Regions from separate parts of the Homo sapiens genome. Here all the other regions are linked to region 2. The links are chromatin loops, found by intact Hi-C in ENCODE. Cell type or tissue: heart left ventricle. All regions are shown on one strand. Region 1 overlaps LARGE1 (LARGE xylosyl- and glucuronyltransferase 1). Region 2 overlaps LARGE1 (LARGE xylosyl- and glucuronyltransferase 1). Region 3 overlaps LARGE1 (LARGE xylosyl- and glucuronyltransferase 1).

Region 1 (4,000 bases), 130 kb before region 2:
CAGGGGTCTGGGCAGGAAGGAAAAACTTGAAGTATGGAAAAAGAGGAATGTTTTTTTGACAGGCAGCTGAGAGAGGACGATTTTCTAGAGATATGCTTTTTTTGCTTGGTAACCCCTGAGGTGGCTGTAAATGTAGCTGGAGCCCAGGATTTCTGCAGAGTGGAAACAGAAATAAGTGATAGCTTTGGGTATGCCTTGTGCCACTGGGGCTCCTGAACAGTAAGCATGCCTTGAGCGCCTACTTTATACAAGGTGATATAAGTATCCTTGGGAGATGGGGTTTTTATACTAATAAGTGTTTGTTTTTTTTTAATGTTAGCTCTCTGAATAGCCTATAATGAAAGTTTATTGAAGTGGAGAGTGTACAGGCCCAGATATCAGAGAGACCTGGGTGCGAATTCTGACATCACCATTGTGGTGGCATCACATTGAGAGACCTGCTTATCGTCTCTGTGCCTCAGTTTTTTGTGTTGTTTTTGTTTTTGTTTTTTGTTTTGAGACAGAGTCTTGCTCTGTCGCCAGGCTGGAATGCAGTGGTGCAATCTCGGCTTACTGCAACCCCTGCCTCCAGGGTTCAAGCAATTCCCCTGCCTCAACCTCACGAGTAGCTGGGACTGTATACAGGTGCGTGCCACCATGCCTGGCTAACTTTTTGTATTTTAGTAGAGACGGGGTTTCACTAGCTTGGCCAGGATGGTCTCGATCTCCTGACCTCGTGATTTGCCCGCCTTGGCCTCCCAAAATGCTGGGATTACAGGCATGAGCCACCACACGCGGCCGTGCCTCAGTTTTTATTGCAGGGTTGTATGATTGTTACATGGAGTGTTGCTGGCACTCACTTTAATGGTTAACTGTTTTTCTGGGAAAACCATGAGATGGGTCATGCTTCTACTTCTTTTTTCCTTGTTGCTTTTAATATTTTATTCTTGGCATGGAGCCATGCATCCAGTCTTCCAGCATTTCTCAGACCTTGTGACATGTTAACCACAAAGACAGGTAAGACCCGCCTTTGCCTACATTGAACTCCCAGTCTTCATAGGCAACATTTAGTAAAGCTGTTTACCAAATACAGTATGGCAGATACATGTTTTCATAGCGCTACATACAAATTATTTCGGAATATGTGGAAGGATATCTTGCCTGCAAATGGAAGAAGGTTTCCCCTGAGAGGTGATGCTTTTAAAACAGGATTTTGAAAGATGTATAGGAGTTTGCATAGGAAGAGCTCAATAAACTTAGTCATTATTATTATCTTTTTTCTTTTTTTTTTTTTTTTTTTTTGAGACGGAGTCTCACTCTGGCCCAGGCTGGAGTGCAGTGGTGCGATCTCGGCTCACTGCAAGCTCCGCCTCCCGGGTTCTTGCCATTATCCTGCCTCAGCCTCCCAAGTAGCTGGGACTACAGGTGTGTGCCACCAAGCCCGGCTAATTTTTTTTTTTTTTTTTGTATTTTTAGTAGAGACCGGGTTTCACCGGTTAGCCAGGATAATCTCAATCTCCTGACCTCGTGATCCGCCCGTCTTGGCCTCCCAAAGTGCTGGGATCACAGGCGTGAGCCACTGCGCCTGGCCTATTATTTTTTCCTTATTACTCGTTCTCTTCCTCTTGCTCCCCTCCACTTCCTGGTACTCCTTCTCCCCTCCCTTGTCTTTCTCCCCAATCCGCCCACTTTGTATTCATAATTCTTTATTGTTAAGAAGCCTACTTAGAAACATGCCAAGTAGGGAGAGGAAGACAGTGCATTTAATTAGAAACAATTTTATTATGATTGCCTTCTCTAAAAGGCATATTAGCTTTTATCACCATAATAAGTTGTTCTGTTCTCAACTTTGTTCCCAGTTCAATCTGGATGCGTTTATTTGTAACTCACTTTCCATCTGTTTTCCTTAAACATGGGATTGTGCAAGGAGCCTCGCCATGTAGTAAGGGATGTCTGGGGAACTTGGAGGGGCTTGAGGCATGGTTCATCCAGATTAAAGCTTCCCTGGTGTTTCGCTCCCCAGATGGAAAGCCCGTGTCTCTGTCACCGCTGGAGTCCCAGGCACACAGCCCCAGGTACACGGCCTCCAGCCAGCGGGAGCGCGAGAGCCTGGAGGTGCGCATGCGCGAGGTGGAGGAGGAGAACCGCGCCCTCCGCAGGCAGCTCAGCCTGGCCCAGGGCCGAGCCCCATCCCATCGCCGAGGCAACCACTCCAAGACCTACTCCATGGAGGAGGGCACTGGAGACAGCGAGAACCTTCGGGCTGGCATCGTGGCAGGCAACAGCTCCGAGTGTGGGCAGCAGCCGGTCGTGGAGAAATGCGAGGTAAAGGGCATCTGGAGCCTGGGGAGGAAGTTGTCCAAAGTCCCGATTGCCCTCACCCCTTGCAAATGCCTCCTGGAAACACAGCCAGATGCCAAGAGCTGGCATTCTTGATTCTAGCCCGGGTGTGTAAGTCTGGCTTGCTCGCTAACTTTGCTCAATGGTCTGACAAGTCATTTAGCCTCTCTGAGCTTCTGTTTTCCCATCTGAAAATGGGGATAAGAAGGCGTAATCTACAGATATTAAGAGGAGCTCACTGATGGAACCTACCGCTTGTTTCTATGTGGTTCATTTTGACATGCGCAGGGTTTCTACACCTAGCTGTCATCCTGTAGGCCCCTGCTTCTTAGACTATAGTGTGAATGGTACACCTGGAGTTGTGGCCCAGTTGGGCAGTTTTCTTAGACCTCATTATCACTTCACTGTATAAACAGCCTCTCCAATTCAGAACCACAGACTTGTTCCTTATCTAAAGAAGTAATTTGAACTTTTATAGCCTAATATCACTTCTCCCCTTTTAGGGTATGCTTTCTTTCTTAGCAGCTCTTTGGAAATGTGGGATATTTATTGTCCTCTATTTCCTCAAATACCTGCATCCACGCTTCTATGTGCAGTGAACACACATACACTCATTCCCCATTGTTTCCAGTTCTCATGGTGGAGATGAATTAGGGCATGCCTATTCATAGGAAGGCCTTTTGAGAGATGGGCGAGACTGAATTCATATCCCAGCTTTAGTGATTTATGCAGAGAGTACCCTTGATCCAGTTGCATAACTTCTGTGAACTCCAGGTGTCTCATCAGTAAACTTTAGGAAATAATACCTGCTTCATGGAGTATTTGTGAGAATTAAACAGAATGGCCATATAAAGGCTTGACTAGCGCCTAGTACATAGTACATTTTCAAAATTATGGTTAGTTTTTACTATTCTTAGTTAAACATAGATAGGACCTGCTGTTTCTTTATTCCATTTTCTGGAATAAAGAGTGGTTAGACTTCAAACTCCCTAAAGAGAATGCTTTGCAAACTGTAGTATTCTATTCTAGTGAATGGGATTATTAGTAATATTGGTGATACTATCCAATGAGACTATCCAGTGTCACTAACAAATGGCTTCCTCAGTGATGTAGACTAAGTTCTTTGGAAGTTCAGTGGTGAGGGAGGAGGACAAGGAGAGCCCCTGAGGATAGGAGCATTTCTCAGGTTTCTCAAGCCTGGTTGAAAAGTGGATTGGTGGAGAGGTAGAGAGCATCCGACAGAGGATGTCCAACGAGGAATGTGTCATATGAGTAGGAACGATGTGAAACAAACATCCATTATAGCAGGATTCGGGATGTCACAAGTTGGTCCTTCAGCCAAGCCCAGAGAACCTGGGCGAGGAGGTGGTTCTACTCCATCATCATCATTCATTTATTTATCCATTCGTTCAGCAAACATATTGCACTCGTGTTTTGTATCTCATTCTGTTTTATGTGTTGGGAAACAGCAGTGAACAACAGCAAAAAAGACAGAACCCCTTTCCCTCTGGTTCTTACATCTGTCATCAGAGGTAGAGGGAGAGATGATAAACAAATAAATAAATACAAATGTCAGGACGTGATAAATGCTGCACATTTATTCAGCCCTGACTGTATGCCAGGCCCAGTGCCCTTTAGTCTTTGACAACCACTGTCAGTGGCTTCTGTTACTTAATATCTC
Region 2 (4,000 bases):
ACAACACAATCAAATTACTACTTATTTTTATTACTAATAGATACATTGATTTCAGGTGCTGATCAGTGCAATGAAAATACAGCTGGAAGCTTGTTATGCCTTAAGGAAGTGAGCTTTTGGGAATCAGTTCACGGAGCCACTCCACGCTTTCTTTTTACATTGAAGGAAGAGAGGCCCACACAGAAGTCCCAAAACAGCAGCTCGTGTTTTGCACGGAATCCCATGAATTTCTGTCAGATCATGTCTCATAGAGCATTACTAAAACCAGGACAGAAAGACGCAGAACACTTCCGGGAGTCAGGCAGAGCAGACTGGGATTAGGATTCAGATGTGAACAGAAAGCAGCTGCAAGCTGATGTGGCTCAGCTCAATGCCCAGGTGGGCAGTGGGGGCAGGTGTTGGTGGGGAAGTGAGTTAGAGATGGCCCAGCTCAGCACTGCTGTGTTCTGCAGAGAGTTCAGAGTCCCCTCCCGTGCTTGTCAGAGAGCAGAAGCTTGCTGTCTCCCTGCGGGATTGTGGGATTTGGAGAACAGCCACCCCCATGAATCTCAGGTACAGGATGGTTTAAGAAGCACTGAGGCCAGACACAGTGGCTCTTGCCTGTAATCCTAGCGCTTTGGGAGGCTGAGGTGCAAGGATTGATTTAGCCCAGGGTTTCAAAACCAGCCTGGGCAACATAGTGAGACCCCCCATCAGTACAGAAAATAAAAAATTAGCCAGGCATGGTGGCACACGTCTGTAGTCCCCATTTCAGGAGGCTGAGCGATACAAAAAGTAGAAAATTAGCCAGGCGTGGCAGCACAGGCCTGTAGCCCCAGCTGCTTGGGAGGCTGAAGAGGGAGGATTGCTTGAGCTCAGGAGATCCAGGCTGCAGTGAGCTCTGATCACACCACCGCACTCCAGCCTGGGTGACAGAGTGAGACCCTGACTCCAAAAAAAAAAAAAAAAAAAAAAAGAGAAAAACCACTGAAACAGATAGACGAACAGTCTCTTAGCCTCTCAGCAAGAGGAAGCCAGGGAGTACAAACTTCTTAATCCTAAGGAAAAGAAAATGCTACTTAAACTAAATATCAAGAAGAGACAAATTCCCCTGTGCTTAAGAACACGACTTGGAAATGTTCTCTTTTTACCCAGCGTCATAAACAGAATGTGGGCTGGTGATGTGGCCATGTAGATCAGCCTCTCAAAGAATGAATTGTTTTCTTTCTCTTTTTTTTCCTTGTTTTTCACTTCTAAAATACTATGTTTCCTCTTTTGGTTAAATGACAGACTTGCTTTTAAGAAGAGCAGTCAAGGATGTAAAAATAGTGATTTCAAAGAAAGCTGGGAGAGAATCATCATTTACGTGTTTTTGTTTTTTCAATTTGGGAATAAACTCCCAGTGTGGGTGGGGAGTGTCTGGAGCCTGAGAGGGAACCTGGGTGTCTTCGGGAGCCAGTGCAGGGGCTGGTACTTTATTTTATGGGGACCTGTGGCCTGAGATGCGTTTTAGAGGTAACAGTGCCCCCTTCTGGTGCAAATGAATAAAGAGTTGAGGTTTCTGTAAGTATAATTTAGATATCCCCGTGGCAGAGTGGAGCTTTTAAACTCATTGTCTCTGGGGCAGAAATTATGCCTTGGCTGTTCCTCCCTCCAACCCCAGGGAGCCCCCCTGGGTCTCCTTTGAGGCATGCTCCTCTCTGAGGCATATGTGACCACACACACACACACACACACACGCGCGCGCACGCACGCAGCTCAGGGACCTGCAGAATTGCCAGAGATCATTGCAGTGAGTCAGGATTCCTCTGTCTTGACTTGGATCTTCATTCTTCAGCTTGAGCATATCCATGAGATTTTTTTTTAATCTGCAGAAAGCCAGAGTGCTCTGTGGAATCAAGCTGCCTGTGAAAGTGTTTCTTTTCTTTTCTTTTGCCTAAAACAAATTCCAACTAGCTGTCTTGTTTTAGGTAAGTTCCAACTAGCTGACTTCCATCTGGTCAGCTAGTTGTACAGTCATATGTGTACACATCCAGGGGCAGAAACATCTAGGATGTTGGTCCCTGGATGTGCGGGTCCCTGGATATATGTACACATGACCGTCTCTTTTGATGTATGTCAGGATGTGATCAGAATTAACACTTAAACCCCCACGGTCAGTACCACACCCCTTTCTCTGCCCCACTCCAGTCCCCTCAGGGGGTGCAGTTACACTTCCACTCCTGTCCTAGTGAATTCTCCTTGGCCTGGTGACCTGGGAGGGCCTCATTGGAGAACAAGAATATTGGACACTATCATGATCAACACTAGGGGAGAAGGGCCCAGACTCCAGAGCCAGTCAGCCTGGGTTCAAATCCTGTGCCTGAGGCCGGGCGCGGTGGGTCGTGCCTGTGATCCCAACCTTTTGGGAGGCCGAGGCCAGCGCAACACCTGAGGTCAGGAGTTCGAGATCAGCCTGGCCAACATGGTGAAACTCCATCTCTGCTAAAAATACAAAAATTAGCCAGGCATGGTGGCATGTGCCTTTATTCAGGAGGCTGAGGCATGAGAATTGCCTGAACCTGGGAGGCGGAGGTTGCAGTGAGCTGAGATGGTGTCACTGCACTCCAGCCTAGGCGACAGAGTGAGAGTGTCTCAAAACAAAAACAAATCCTGTGTCTGCCATTTGCTGGCGTGTGACCTTGGGCTGTTGATTTAACCTGTTTGGGATTCAATTTTCTCACATAGGGATGATGATCACAATATGTAATTCCTGGGATTTGTGTGACACACAGATGAGTTCCTCTATGCCACGTATTTAGAGCAGCGCTCAGCATAAAGGACTTCATGCACATTAACCATTATTCTAGCTTCTTGGCTTAAGGTATGAAGTTGCCAGATCTTCTCAGCTGTATGATTTCCTCAAGTCAAATCCTGGTTCCCATTGCCTTGAGAAGAGAGGGTGCCTCAGATCCCAGAAAAATCTGTAGGAGTTGGAGTGATCTAACGACAGCAAGGAGAGTGAATTTGGGGCATCACCCAGTTCTCCTTATAATCTTCAGGCCAGTCCTGCTCACTGCTGTCTGACTTTGTAGCCTGATTTTTCCAGATGAAGCTGCTCTTGTTGACCCAGGTCTCCCCCTTCTTCTTTAAGGTATATTGTATCTGTGGGATACAGACATAGTGCAGGACTGAGGCCATGCATTCTCCTTCCTAAGAGCTTCTTACTCCGGGTCTGTGGGTAGATTCCAGGGATTCTCAGACTCTCTCAGAAGTTGTATACAAAATTCTCTGGGCGGCCCGGCACAGTGGCTCACGCCTGTAATCCCAGCACTGTGGGAGGCTGAGGCAGGCGGATCACAAGTCAGGAGTTCGAGACCATCCTGGCCCATATGGTGAAACCCCATCTCTACTAAAAATACAAAATTAGCCGGGCGGGTGCTAATATTTGCTAATATTGGTGGCAGGTGCCTGTATTCCCAGCTATTCGGGAGGCTGAGGCAGGAGAATCGCGCTTGAACCCAGTGAGCCAAGATTGCACCACTGCACTCCAGCCTGGGCAACAGAGCGAGACTGTCTCAAAAAAAGAATTCTTTGTGCATTATATGTATGTTTTTGTAGCTCTACTCCACCGAGTTCAGCCCTTTTTATTGGACAACTTTCCTAGAGGTTAGAGTGCGTCTTTAGTACTTGTTGGGTGATGATGGGACAGAGAGGGGTGTGGAGGGGTTGAGGGATATAAGTTTGTAGCCACTTTCCAATTTTTCATCCTATCGTAGCTTCTCTTAGTAATCCAGAGTTAGCTTTCTAGTGGCTCAGGTGTATAGCTCTGGAATCATCAGTTAATACGTATTCACAGTTAAGGGGAATTTGTAGGGAAAAAAATGCCACATGCTGCTTCCCAGAGCTGAGGATTTTCATCAGCTCTTCTGAATTATTCACACTCCTCGTCCCTTTTTTAATGTAGATAACAAAGAGTTGGTAGCAATATAAGAGTGCGTGTTTGCCTTTTAAGGCTATAGTCAACATATAAAAAGAAAAT
Region 3 (4,000 bases), 240 kb before region 2:
ATAGAGGAAGTTTCAGGCTTGCATCCTGTCCTCACCAACCCCAGTAGAAAGAGGATTTTTTCCTTTTGCTAATTCACTAATATTGCCTCTGATTGAATTGCCTGTGGTAACTCCTCCTGAAACCAGTCACTGCGGTTATGGGAGGGGAGTGAGGGAGGCTGGTACTTTTTTGTTAACTTTAAGCCCTGTGCCTATTTCTGGTCACAGGATGATGGAGAGTTGCTTAAAACACGCTGGGTGAGATTGGGTGACTGGGATGGCCACCAAAGGCAAATGGCATGGTTTCCCAAAAGGAAGAGATTAGAAGTTGATCTGGATTATGGAGAATTCATAACTGTCTGTGTTTATGGTTAGATGTGTTGATGGTCAATTTGAAGGCAGCTTAGAACCATCGTGGCCGGTGGAGTGAATGTGATCACTAACTTTGAGCAATTTCACCAGACTGGCAGATAGATTATGGGAAACTGGAAAGATCATGAAAATACTTTGAGGCAACATGACAGACTGGGTGTAGGTGCTGTATCTATCAACATGATCCTTTAGAATGAACCCCACACTTGGGACCAAATCACGAGCTGCATTTAGTAGGGGCTGGGTGATGTGGGCATGTTAACACAGTATTTTAGCTAGGATGACAGAGGCAACAGATTTCTGTTACTGAGTGTCAGTTAGTGTGCATTCGGGCTGCCGCATTTGTATTTGTGGACTCTATGCTGTAAGGACAATCTAGATGAGGCAGCATGCTTAGGAAAATCCAGGTGAGTGACAGTGCCCGTTCAAATCTGGTTATGTAAGAAATGGTGGGAAGAATTGAGGATGTTTACCTTGGAGAAGCAGAGGCTCAGGGTGTACATGCTCAGCTTCAGCAAACAGACAAAGGGCTGTCCCCTGAAAGAAAGATTGGGATTGCTCTGGTGGCCCCAAACCTATGGAGGGACGTGGCAAGGAGCCAGATGTCAAGCTCCTCATAATGAGGATCATGCTGACCAGAGCTGGAATGAGCTGCCCAGGAGGTGGTGAAATACCTGGCATGAAAGATGCAGAAACACAAGTCCAGTATCGTGGGAGGGAGCTGAGCGAGACAGGCAGTTACGCAAGGTGACCCATCTGACCCTGCCTGACCCAGAGATCCTGAGGCTCTGGGAAAGTCTGAGTATTTATCAGAACACAAAGGCAATGCCTCCATGAAGCTCCCTGCTGGTTGCTACAGACAACAGTGCATTTCCCAAAGGGCCCGCAGAGACGTTATTTTCTTTGTAATTAAACATCACAACAACGTTACAATCCATTTATTGACACCCTTGAGTTTTTGGTTTCGTGGCAGGTGAAGCCATAAATAAGGGGCAGAGTTGCTGCCTGTATTCATGGAAATACTATTCATACTTTATGTGGGTTTATTTATTTTTTGACTCTGTTTAATATCAATGGACCTCCTGAGAGCAGAGCCAAGAACTCCCTCTGAGATGTGGCTGCTCTCAGCATAGGGTTTTGGAGTTGGATTACACGCCGCAGCATGATATATTGAGAGAGCCCTGGAGGGGGTCAGCTGTCTCAGGATCTCAAATCACCTCAGCCAGAGGAGCTGGATGATCTGGGGCACACTTGCTCTTCATGGTAGGCCTTCGTTTCTTCCGACGTGAAATGAAGTTGTCGAGTGCACTTAGCAGGGTGCCGACATTCTACCTACAAGCTTCTGATTCTAACGTCTGATGTAAGTGAACTGAAAATGACCAGAATCTTCCCCGATTAAGGGGAATTATGACACTAAGAGGGAGTCGGCTTAGGCTTACTGTGATTTGCTCCTGAGCATGGAAGCAGGATCAATGCATAAATGTTATGGGGAGGCAGGCATTGTCTCCCTGTAAGAAAGAACACCTGTTTCAGCGACTCAGTTGTCAGGCATGGAGTTCACCATCTGGGAAAGAGATGAGATTCCCATTCCTTGAGACACCTTTTGAAGGCCCAGTGACCTCTGGTGAAGGACGCTCATCAGGTGGTGTTTTTGTTAGTGCGTTAACCCCTTAGTTCTTAAACCCAACTCCTTGCTTTATTTCTTTCCCAGTCCACCTTTCTTTCTCTAACATCTCAGTCAGCATTCCCAGCTCTACGCCGTTCAGGCCCTAAACTTGGGAGTAATCCTTGTCTCCCTTCATTCACTCCGTGTCTCGGTTGCCACCTCCTGTTGAGTCTAAGCTCGGCCTTGTAGCTGCGTCAGTTGTTTCCCATCTTTCACCACTGCTGTCGCCCTGGCTCTGCCACTCCTCCTTTGTGATCAGGACTAAGCACAACAGCCCACTTTCTTGCAGGTCTGCTTCGTTCTTCAGACTCCTCAGGGCTGAATCAGAGCACCGCTCTGCTCCTTGTCAGCCCCTCTGGCCCATCCCCTAATCCCCACCATACTGCCTCGCATTATCTGGCATCCTCTACCCAGCCACGCCAGATTCTTTTAAGTCCTGGTGTACATCGCCCTCTGTGGGCTCTGCTCTTCCCACCTGTTCTTTCTTCTCCCTGACACCCTCTATTGCTCTTACTTCCTTCCTCTTCTTTGTCTGGCTGCCTAGATCCTTGGGTCTCAGCTGAAACACAATTAATTGCTCCTGACCCTTAACTAGCAGGCTTCCTTGGCTCCCTATTTACCTAACTCCTTGTATGTACCCTTAATACTCAGGGCTCTTTATTTTTCTTGTTTTTATAATCTTTTGTTTTCACAGCAGATTTACAAGCTTTGGGAATGGAGAAAGCGGGTCTCTTTAGCTCGCCCTTCCACCTCTAGCACCTACTGTAGTGCCGGGAGAAGATTTGGTCCCCAAATGTTTGTTCAATGAATGAGTGAACGAACACATGTGCCCTCCTCCGACTTTGAGTACTGACAGGTCTCATCATTGCCTCCTGGATCCACTGTGGACTCCTTACCATGACTCTGGGGTCTTCCACAATTGTTTTTTCCCCAACCTATACTGTCTGTCTTCAGGGTATAATACCCTGTTGAACTACCTGAGGAAACTATTTCTCTGATTCTTAATTTTCACTCTTGCGGTCTTACTGCCCACTATTCAGTTCTTTTTTCTGTAACCCTCCCTCCCAGCCAACACCTTCAATGCCCATATTCAATGTCATTTTCCCCTAATGCCAGATCCCATGTGGAAACATCTATGACCAGCAGTCATCAAGAGATATTTTGCTTGTTTGATGTCTTTCTAACCACTTACCTATGAGTTTCTTGAGAGAAGGAAGTGTTTTATTCGTCGTTACACTCCCAGTGTCTAACTGAGCACTCGCTCCTAATGTGTCCTTAGTGAATGTTCCCTGGGTAGGACTGTGGTATTGAGGGACACAGGAACCGCTGGTAGGGAAGGGCTCTTGGTGCTGTGAGCATCTGTGATTTTTGAGACCTGAGGACGTGGCTCCTTTCATTTGGTCGTGATGTTAATTCCGGGACTGGAGTGAATCTGCTCAACTATAGCCCCATTTGAATTTAGAGCATACCTGTTATTTTCTATCAGAATCACCTTTTCTCAGAGCCCAGTGGGTTTTATTGTGGGATGTGGTTCTTCTTTTCTGTCCATCAAGGAGATGTGTTCGGCTATTAGAGACTTATCAGCATGTGGAAAAAGGGTGCTTTTCAGCCGTTCAGAAAACTCTTCACACATGCTGCCCTCTGATAATTCATAACCAGCTCGGTGCAAAGGTTTCCCATTGTCAGGGAGGCAGTCCGGGACAATGTGGGTGTTATTTAAAAGCAAATGTCTTCAGAGGATGTGAAGTCCTGAACACTTAAAACCAGTGTCATGAAAAGGCAGAGGATCTTCACTTCTGAACTGATATCAGCCTGCACCCCTGTTTTGTCATTCCTAAAGCCTGAGTTCCCTGTTGCTTCCATTTTTATCAACATGAACCCCCTCTGAAATGAATGTTTTTGAGTGTTGTCACAGTAAATTTCAACAGAAAAAAATACGGTTCCGATACTGGGCTATTTTGAAGACTGGCAGTGAGAGTGAAA

The links. Peaks named below come from ENCODE experiments on the same cell type or tissue, not always from the same donor. Only the 100,000 strongest peaks of a DNase experiment are listed, where the experiment ranks them.
Region 1: it touches region 2 in a loop (2.6-fold over the local background); 4 of 110 quality-filtered maps call a loop at or near these places.
Region 3: it touches region 2 in a loop (6-fold over the local background); 3 of 110 quality-filtered maps call a loop at or near these places.

What each region holds. Positions count from the first base shown.
Region 1 is chr22:33,648,671-33,652,670 of GRCh38, reverse strand. It overlaps LARGE1 (LARGE xylosyl- and glucuronyltransferase 1), which reads left to right. Exons shown (of 15, transcript NM_133642.5): 3 at 2,003-2,304. Among named protein-coding and RNA genes, the nearest start is that of SNORA50B, 54 kb to the left of the region's middle. In heart left ventricle, no CTCF peak of the experiment used is centred here; a DNase peak (open chromatin) is centred at 2,230; H3K27ac peaks cover 396 bases.
Region 2 is chr22:33,516,954-33,520,953 of GRCh38, reverse strand. All of the region lies in intron 6 of LARGE1 (LARGE xylosyl- and glucuronyltransferase 1), which reads left to right. Among named protein-coding and RNA genes, the nearest start is that of MIR4764, 82 kb to the right of the region's middle. In heart left ventricle, CTCF peaks have their summits at 1,321 and 1,522 (motif pointing left); no DNase peak of the experiment used is centred here.
Region 3 is chr22:33,755,073-33,759,072 of GRCh38, reverse strand. The region is part of intron 2 of LARGE1 (LARGE xylosyl- and glucuronyltransferase 1); the gene reads left to right. Among named protein-coding and RNA genes, the nearest start is that of LARGE-AS1, 32 kb to the right of the region's middle. In heart left ventricle, no CTCF peak of the experiment used is centred here; no DNase peak of the experiment used is centred here; H3K27ac peaks cover 1,354 bases.